2 separate regions of the Homo sapiens genome follow, and region 1 is linked to region 2. A link is a contact called in ENCODE Hi-C or POLR2A ChIA-PET data. All regions are on one chromosome and are shown on one strand. The core of a region is the stretch at or near the end of the contact, and the rest is flanking DNA. Distances in the headings are between cores, read along the strand shown.

Region 1 (4,957 bases), core at 1,290-3,789, 44 kb before region 2:
CATTAAAAGAAAAAGCATTCTTAATTGTGGCAATGGTTTTGTGGCTTTGGACATTAAGAACAAGTTAAATTTTTATATGATTCCTCATCCAGATTTTTCTCAAGATTAAAAACTAAGATTCCTAGAGAAAAACATTTTTTTCTTTCAATTTTCACATAGAATTCTTGCCGTTGGAGAATTCTGAGATCGTTGGGAGGAACTTTGTACAGTGATCTGTAGACAATAGCTCTTGACTGTCTGTGTTTTCTGCCAGGTTGTGTGTGATTTTGTAATACTTCCCTAGTCTAGGCCGTATGCTTCTGAAGAGTCCCTGCCATTTCTTCATTCCGCGATGTCATTAAGACCCCTGTTGCTTTTATTTGAAAAGTATACAAGCTTTGGAATCGGATAACATGTTTCAGTTCACCAATTAATAGCTGTCTGACCTTGGCCAAATCAATGAACTGTTCTTTAAAGCAGTTTTCTGAGGTGTAAAATGAGAACTTTTTCATTGACCTTGTTTGTAAATATTAAATGAAATTGAATGTTTATAGTAAATAAAATGTTAACATTTTATATCAAGTGAAAAAATGGAAATTAATATTCATAAATATTAAATAATATAAAACTTAAACACTTGTAAATATTAAGTGAAAGTACCACCTACAGTCTGAACACATAATATGTGACTTAATAAAACCGTTTAGGTTACTTTATGAAGCAAGCATTTGGTTTCACATATTCTGTGTACCACACTTAGTAAAGCTTAGCAATGGCATCGTTACATTAGATCAACTGGACAGAACAATAAAAGAACAAATCTCCTCCAGAAGATAAGGTTTTACAAATAAGTAGTGGCAAGGCAATCCAACTTCTCACCTATTTGATTCATTTTTTAAAAATTTAGGTGAATGATATACAATAGCTGCTCTCTTTAAATTTTTTTCACTCTGAGGTTATTTCAGTTGTGCATACTACCAAAAAATATTTAAAAAATCAAATCGGCTGACAGAGGCAACTTGAATAATTAAACATTGCAGGGTGGTGTGCAACAGGGAAAGAACTGCCGCACTAGGAAGAAGGGGTCCCGCGATGGAGACGCTCATCATTTACTATGAGTCTGAGAAACTCAGTTAACCTTAGAGAATCTGGGGTGTGAAAGGAGGCTATGATACCTTTCCTACCTGGAGATAGGGAGCTGATTCAGGTAAAATCTTGACATTCCTTCAGGTTCTGAAACTCTAATACTAGGAGTTGGAGAAAATGTGGACTTTTTCTGTGAGTATCTATTTACTATTATAAGTATATTTAGGATGAATAGGATTGTGCCTTAGAGTTTGGGGAGTATCACAGGGAATTTGTTGCTCTACTCAGTCCTTCTTAAGGGCTGAATGAATCTACTTTTATTTTTCTCCCAGTTGTGACCCATGAGCTATCAGAATCCCAGTACTATAGTTTCTCTTTTCTTTTAGTGATTTATTAACTACTGTTAGTCTTTTTTTAATAGGGTTATTAAGGTCAATTAAATAGTAAGGAAAGAGAAAACTTAAGTAGACATTGGTTTGAGTAAGAAAAAGGCAACAGAAATAAAACCATGTTTTGAAAAGTTGGGTCAGTATAGGAAGGTAATCCTTATAAAGTGATCATTCTAGGTAGGCATCACATTTATACACCCGTGGACTTCTTACTAAACTGACCTAGATTGTGGTGACCTGTGCTTAAATGATTCTTAAAGTCATTCTCAATTCCGATTTCCAGTGGTTATGTTACATTCAATAGGGTGTAGCCTTTGGAAAGATCTAATTTCTCAAATGTGCCGTGCCATTCCATCTGAATAGTCCAGTGATTTCAAAGACACCACGGAGGAATACCATTGATATCACAGAAGTCCTGTCCTTTCTTAAGATGAAGAGTATGAAAAATATCCAAGCAGATGCAGAGAGGCCATCTGTCTTGAGACTCTAGAGGACATTCCTATACTGGGTGGAGAATTGTACTAAGTGGGCTTGGGAGTCTTTCGCAACTCCTCACATTTGATTTTTTTTTTTCATTTTAAATAAATGATCATTTAGAATAAGTAGAGCTCTGCGTTTTCCTTGAAAAGTAGGATGGAATTCATGAAAGGGACCAGCGAATGTTCTCTTATGCCCTGGTCTGTGCAGTACTCTATGCAGACAGACACTTGACAGATACCCTTGATATTTCCTTTCTCTTCCTTTGTGGGATTGCTTTGAACTCTGTAGGAGACAGTTTAGAATATAATTGCCTTGTCCTGCTTTAGGGATATGTAGGCGGGCTTAAATACAGATATTCTCAAATAGCTGGTTCTAGTAAACTAAATGCCCTTCCTGAGGAAATATATGGGTTGTAGATGCTGAAATAAACTAGGTTAAAAATATTTATTACACAAAAGAGATGCTAACTGAAAGAGGCACACATCCTTGTTCTCCCAACAGTTTCTCACTTGTAAATGGCATCTCTAAAGGGTTGTCCAAATTCCTAGTGTGGGCATGTAGAGTAGACAGCTGAGTCACAGCTGCTGAAATGAGACCATGCCTCCCTCCCGCTCGTGAAGGGAAGAAATAGGGAGAAAGGAGTGCAAGAGAATTAGTGCCAACAGCTTACTTAAAATTCACTGGCTTGAGAAGTCTATGAGATTCCTGGGCCAACCGGAAGCCATTACTCTACCACGTGGAGTGTCTGAAGCATGAAATCTGCCTTTCCTTAGAGAACTCTTATCATTGGCCATAGTTTGTACAAAAATGTATCTTCTTTCTGCAGAGATCTTTCCTGTATTGCAGGAATGCTAGTGTTCTCTGGCCTATCATATGAGGCTGCTGGCCTACCATTCTAGTTTGCATTTTCGACTTGGTGATACCTGGCCAGCATGTTGGCTTTCTCCTGAAGTTTGATGTTTCTCTTCCCCTTGCAGTACATATTTGAAAAGAAGTTTGGAACTGCCAGCTTTGCTTGGATTTGAACTATGGCTTGGTGCCTTACTAGCAATGAGACCTTGAACAAATTACTCAAGCTCTCTCTACCTTAGTTTCCTCATCAATAAAATGGGAATGATAATAATGCCCAACTTTTTAGGTTGTTGTGGGGATTAAATAAATTGTTTCATATTAATGTACCCCCCACCAAGGTGTGGGGATTAAATGAATTGTTCAGATTGCTTAGAACATTGCCTGGCTTGTCGCCACTCTGCCATCAATGGCTGCTGAATATCCTGTATTGGAAGTAGCATTGAAGATGATTGGAAAGAGATATTAATTTACCAGCAAATTAACACTCCATCTCATAGAAAGAGCACTAATAAATTAAGATCTGCTCCATATCACCATTACTAATATTGTTTTAGAATTTTTTATGGATTTAAATAATTTTACACACATACAGAGGAAAACAAACAGTATTATTTAGACATTATGAATTTATACTTAGAAGGCCCAGTAGCATCAATTGTAAAATTACTAGATTTAGATCATTAGCAAAATATTTGAGACTGCAAATTTTCAAAAAGAGGTGACTTTTCCAAATATCATCAATAAATTATAAGAAAGTATAATGTGGGAAAGGCTAGAAATAAATATAAACCAAAATATTAGCACTTACTACTTCTGGTTTTTGGGAATATATGTGATCTTTTAAATAAATTTAAAAAGCCCTATTGTTTACGTAGTATTTACTGTGTGCTGTGAACTGTGTTAAGTAATTTTTGTATTTTAAAAATAGCTATTGGCTTTACACTTCATTTGTGTTCTGACCAAATATTTTCATTAGTCCCCTTTGAGATCCATAAAGCCTTTCTGAGTTTTGTGAATGTAATGCAGCTAAAGATTATAATTGTAAAACTGCATTCCAAATGGCACGTATTGTAATTTGCTGCTACTTATATCTGCTTGAAGCTGTCAATATGTAGAGAATAGATTTGATCATTGAACTGAAGTAAAACTGCTCTCAATTTAGGAGTGAAAAATTTTAAGGCCCCACCTACTTTCTCTCTGGGAAAAGATGTTTCTGTTTTCTGTGTGTGTTTATATTTTCTCTATTTAATGTAGATAGTAATGTTGACTAGTTTACATCTGACTTTTCTTCCAGGTAACATTGAGATTTAGAAAAAGTACAATATGGCTGGCACCCTGAGTTTTTGGAGAGCTTAACTTTGTGTCCGAAATGCTTAAGAAGAGGAGTGTGTTCATTTGCTGTGGTTGTGATTATGATTATAAACTTAAGGCTGGTAGGCCGGGTGTGGTGGTTCATGCCTGTAATCCCAGTACTTTGAGAGGCTGAGGTGAGTGAATCGCATGAGCTCAGAAGTTCGAGACTAGCCTGGGCAGCATGGCAGCACCCTGTCTCTACAAAAAAATACAAAAATTAGCCAGGCGTCGTGGCATGCACCTATAGTCCCAGGTACTCAGGAGTCTGAGGCAGGAGGATCACTTGAGCTCCAGAGGTTGAGGCTGCAGTGAGCCAAGATCGTGCCACTGCACTTCAGTCTGGGCGACAGAACAAAGACCCCATCTCAAAAAGAAAATAAACAAACAAACGTAAGGCTGGTAAGGAAGTTTTGCCACTGAAGGCCCAGCCTCAGCCAAGTTAGTGATTGGGCAGGAAGTCAGCTCTCACCCTCACTTACCCTGCAGTTCCCCTCCCCTGTGACTTCTACACCAGTATTTTATAGTACTATAAAGTTTTCTTTGACTCACACAGTTCTCACTTCACCCTTGGAGATGCAGTTAATGCCGTTGAGTCAGATTCAGTAGACTTTCACTCATTATGCTGTTAGGGTCTTTAAAGAAATCACAGATACTCCAATTTAGGACTGCCTGTTGTGGAGGTTACCACAGCCCGATGCAAGGCCACATGACAAATCATTCATAGTGATTTTTAATGTTTTGGTAGAAATAATATTTCTTGAAAACATGACTATGTTATTGCCAATATCTGCCCAGCAAAAAGTAGTTTTTGTCTCTTT
Region 2 (4,520 bases), core at 1,361-3,860:
ATATTGTTCTCTTGAAATGTTTTGAGGCAAATGAAATCTTCTAAGAATTCAAGTATAGTGAAACAATAGCCACAAGACATGGTAAACTTATTGCTGATGTTAACAAAGGACAAAAAGGGAAAACATGATTTGTATTTAGTAGTGTTGGTGCTATTGCTTGGAACCAAATATTTAAAATTATTTGCAAGGCAAATAGATTTGACTTTAATGATGAATTTTGGTAATAAATCATGAAGGGAATCTTTTAATCTTTGAAGTAATAAGCTAAGCGTGCTTTTTTGTGAGATGAATTGACTTTAAAAATAGTAATAACAAAAGTCTAAAACATATTTACAAATGATGATTTTTGATAGGACTTTTATATAAAAATTTGAACTATCATGTGATAATCCTGAATTTAAAACCTAACAGTTTTACTGGTAGAAATTTTTTATGAGAAAAGTAATGCTCATTTAAGTAGATTTTAAAGTAAAAAAAGCTAAGATGATATGATGAATTATCTTGATGTTAAAAAGGCACTGCTTCATGAATAATATTACTATGAAAAAATATTTGAGACCCTAAAGGCCTATAAAGGAGAAATATTTTATTTAGGAAATGAAAAAATGTATATCAGGGGCAATAGCTTAGGGGACCCTGAGTTCTATTCCCTATTTTACTGTTTATTCTGTAGCTGTGAGCAACTAATTTAACCTTCCAAAATCTTTTCCTCATTTGAGTAAGGAATGACTAATACTTTCCAGCTACATCAATAACAGGGATGCCCTGGTGGATGATGATGTTTGTAATTTAGTACATTAAGCTCTGTGGGTGGAAGGCAAGTACTACAATATGCACAAGCTATTATCGTCGAACCACTTTTTGTTTTAATACTTATTTTAAAAATATTTATTTTGATTCTGTTATGTGCAAGGGAACAAATGATATGTCCTTTCTGTAAACTCTAAGCCTCTGAAATGCAGCTTTCATTTCTTGCTCATTATTGTATCCTGTCCATTCAAGCTTTGCTTTTAATCTTCTACATGGTAAAAAATTAACAAATGTTTATTTAGACCATAAATATTTTGAATGGTTTCAAGTTTTGAATGGTTTCAAAGTTTGAATGTTTTTTTTTCTCTTACAAGACTGTCTGCTTTAGAAGAAAGGAACTTCTGTTTGCTACTATCCTCTTACCTCCCATCATTGGAACAAAGTGCTCAGTTCTGGAATAGATTTCCTCACTAGCATAGCTATAAAATATTCTTCAGAAACATGGCATCCACGTCTTTGTGGCATATGCCATAAGAGCATTTACTAAAATATGAGAGAAAGGTTAAAAATTAAATGAATTTCTAAAGCTTTTTAAAAAATTGCTAAACTTTCATAATCTATTCAGCTTCTCAATACATGTGAGTTTGGAAGACAGTAATTTCTATAAATTTATTAACATTTAACCTACTAAATATAATTCTTTGAACATGGAATACAGCTAAATTTCTTTAAATATTCTTTTGTATGTCAAGAATTTAAGAATAAAGAATAGTCAGTTTTCACATGCAGTATTTTGTTTACCAGGTAGAAGCCTAACTTAAACTCCTATTTATCAGACCAGGATCTGATATATTTTGAATGTCTTATAAAATATCTATATTGTTCTTGTAAAATGTCTATCTATATTGTTCTTATATCTGAGGTTTTACCTGGGGTTCCCTGCCTTTAAACGTTATTTACATATGGAATATTTTCATTTTTCTCTTCAAAGTTAAACTGTACTTTGGAAAAGAGCTCACTCTCTATAATCATTACTGCACTTCTCAAAACTGCCACCTTTTCTTCAGGAATATAGAAGTGGGAAATGATTCTGTAAAATTTCAAGGAAAGAGTGGTGGGACAGTAATGGGGAAATAACCTCTTTCCCTTGGTAAAATGTGTAATATATCTTTTAAAGGCAGGAAACTTGACTTGTGAAGTGATGGTAGAATTTAAACTGCATGCAAAGCCAAGGCTCTTTAAAAGAACGTGAATTAAGTCAACTATGTAGTTTAGCTCTTGGGTGATTTTTTTGTTGTTATTGCTGTGTGTGTGTTTTTTTTTTTGTTTGTTTGTTTTTTGTTTTGTTTTGTTTTTTTAAATAGAGTGAAGAGTTTTATTCTTCTATAGCCTCTGAATAATGGAAAGACTTCCTGGTGCCTGAATTTTAAAGACCATTATTGTAGTCTATAATTGTATTGTACTTTGGAACTAGAGAGTACTGTAGAAACCTAGTCCAAATGCCTTACTTTACAGACATGGAAACTTAGTTGCAGAGAAGTAGCAGTACTTGCTTGGTGAAGAGCACGTAGCTACTTGGAGTTAAGGTGACAATTGTCATGGCTCACCCCTCACTCTAGGTTTTGTGGTCCTAAAGAGTTAAAGGAAAATAATTTCTGACTCAGATACTCCTCATTCCAGTTAGTAGCAATCTTGAGTTAGTAGCATTTATTTTGTGTTAAAAATAAATTGGAAGTGAGTTGACAGGAATGATAAAGTTTCATTGGGGGAAAATTAGGATTATTCAAAGGAAGCTCCAACTAGTCAGAGGAAGCAACCAGTAAAAGCAGGATCTTGGTCATTGGCCTCGTCACAGATTTGTCTGCACTTTGACGTTTTTTTTTTTTCTTTTTTAACAGAACAGTTTATTGTTAATACATCTCTCCTTTTATTGGAATTCCTCTTACATGAATGGATTTTGTTTTGTTTGTTTAAATAGAGTAAGTGTTGATCATGGCTCTATCCCTTTCTTTTCATCTTAGTTCCTCCTTCAGTTTATATTCTCTGCTCTCTGTCACCCTAAATTTATTCATTAAATTTAGTCTCTGCTTTCTGTTGTCCCTGTGTGTGAGCCTTTGCTTTTCATGTCTATATTTCAGTGAAATTGGGACCTGTTAATTTTCTGACACCTGTAGATTTAAATCCAGTGACTTACAAAACAAACTCAGCAATTTTGGAATGAGAGGACATCTGTGCATTTTGCATTATTTTTTATTGTGAACATGGGAAGGTTATGTATGCACATTAGAGAGTCAAATTTCAAAAATTAAGTACTGGATTTGCTTCATTTAATTGCTTTATAAAATTGAACTAACATTGTAAATCATTAAAGTGAGAATATTTTTTCCCGAAGGCTCTCTCAAACTCTCAAGTAGGACATTACTTTGTAATTTTTATAGTAGTTAATGGTTTCCATTTCAGTATTGCTATTATGTGCTAAGAAACCTGTGTTTGATGTAGGGACCTAGTATTAATGAGGCCCAAGTTAGTGGTTTGATTTATATATGAAATAATTTAGAAGGAGAAATGCTCTCTATCACCATACTTAATATTATCTTTTATTGTAGTATTGGCCTTGTGCCAACACTTGATTCGGAGATTAGTCAAAGGTCAGAGGTGATCATACTTGACGGTTTAGATTCTTTTGGAAGCTAAGAAAGCAAACTGTGCCAGGCCCGCCCTGAGACCACTTAAATTTAAGTGAGGGCCAGGGTATTGGTGTTTTTAAAAGTGCTGCAAGTTATGTCAGGTTGGATAATATTGGATACATTAGGTTAAGTCACTGAATTTGTCGATAGTTGGCTTTGAGCCTTCTACTACTTTGGGCCCAAGTGGGTATTCTAATGGCTGGTTTTACATACTCCTTGGATTCTAGAATCCTGTGATATTGGAAATCTCTCTTTAAGTAAATGCTGACAAACTGGTTAGAATTAAATGGGGAGGGTTTGGGATGGAGTCCTGGATAATTCAGCGTCGCCAATTGTCAGTGTTGGAAAACCAGCATGCAGAATATAGTAGAACTGCATTTAAATTAACCATACATCAACAGATATTTATTAAGGGCCTACCATATACCAGGCATGGGGTTAGAAAAGTCAACAGAGTAGTAGATTATTCTTCGCTTATGGAGTTTACATCCTTAAAGAAGGTGGCACATAGAGACCAAGGTACTATAATATAGTAGGTCCAACCCAGCTAGCTTCCCTGCAGTGCTGGGGCTGCTGAGCATCAAACGAGAAGTTTGCTTGGTGTTGGGAGCCTGTTTCTATGAAGATATCTATCTTCTAACGCTGGAGTCATCCTCTGAATCCAAAGAAGCTAATACTGTGAGAGGTAGGAGGGAAGTAACATGATGAAGGGAATAGCAGATCTGTGTTTGCAATCTGACTTGCATGCTCATTAAGTCTAAAAGCAGGCAAACTGTCACCATGATTTTAATTCACTCTCTTTTATGTTTCATGAACCCACACAGTTGGTTTTATATATGTTCAATGCACACTTGACATGCCTCCACATCCTCATTGTGTGTTATTAATACTGTAAATATGTAAGGCATTGTTGTCACAGTCTCTGGGATCATAGACTTGATTGATTTCTCAACTCTGTATCCCGAGGTGGATAAGTTACCTTAAACTTAAGAGTTTATTTACTCAGCCATAAAAATGGATACTGTGATATCCACTTTGTAGTAGTCTTTTGCATGTCTGAGATGTGTAACCCCTTTAGTCCAG

Evidence for each region. Hi-C counts contacts between places; a loop is a spot of excess contacts on that map. ChIA-PET counts read pairs that join two places held with the same protein, here RNA polymerase II (POLR2A). Pooled maps may share reads with other maps.
Region 1: a map of CD4-positive, alpha-beta T cell shows a loop between it and region 2 (8-fold over the local background). The contact joins two enhancer-like sites. A Hi-C loop is called at or near these places in 1 of 168 maps with a recorded cell type or tissue (CD4-positive, alpha-beta T cell) and 1 of 50 pooled maps. POLR2A ChIA-PET finds 5 or more read pairs at or near these places in 2 of 52 experiments (WTC11 and common myeloid progenitor, CD34-positive).

What each region holds. Positions count from the first base shown.
Region 1 is chr6:128,410,458-128,415,414 of GRCh38, reverse strand. The region is part of intron 1 of PTPRK (protein tyrosine phosphatase receptor type K); the gene reads left to right. Among named protein-coding and RNA genes, the nearest start is that of PTPRK, 110 kb to the left of the region's middle. Within about 2 kb of position 2,539, at least 3 of the 41 ENCODE cell types and tissues checked have a DNase peak (open chromatin) inside an H3K27ac peak, as active enhancers do.
Region 2 is chr6:128,366,506-128,371,025 of GRCh38, reverse strand. All of the region lies in intron 2 of PTPRK (protein tyrosine phosphatase receptor type K), which reads left to right. Among named protein-coding and RNA genes, the nearest start is that of PTPRK, 150 kb to the left of the region's middle. Within about 2 kb of position 2,610, at least 2 of the 41 ENCODE cell types and tissues checked have a DNase peak (open chromatin) inside an H3K27ac peak, as active enhancers do.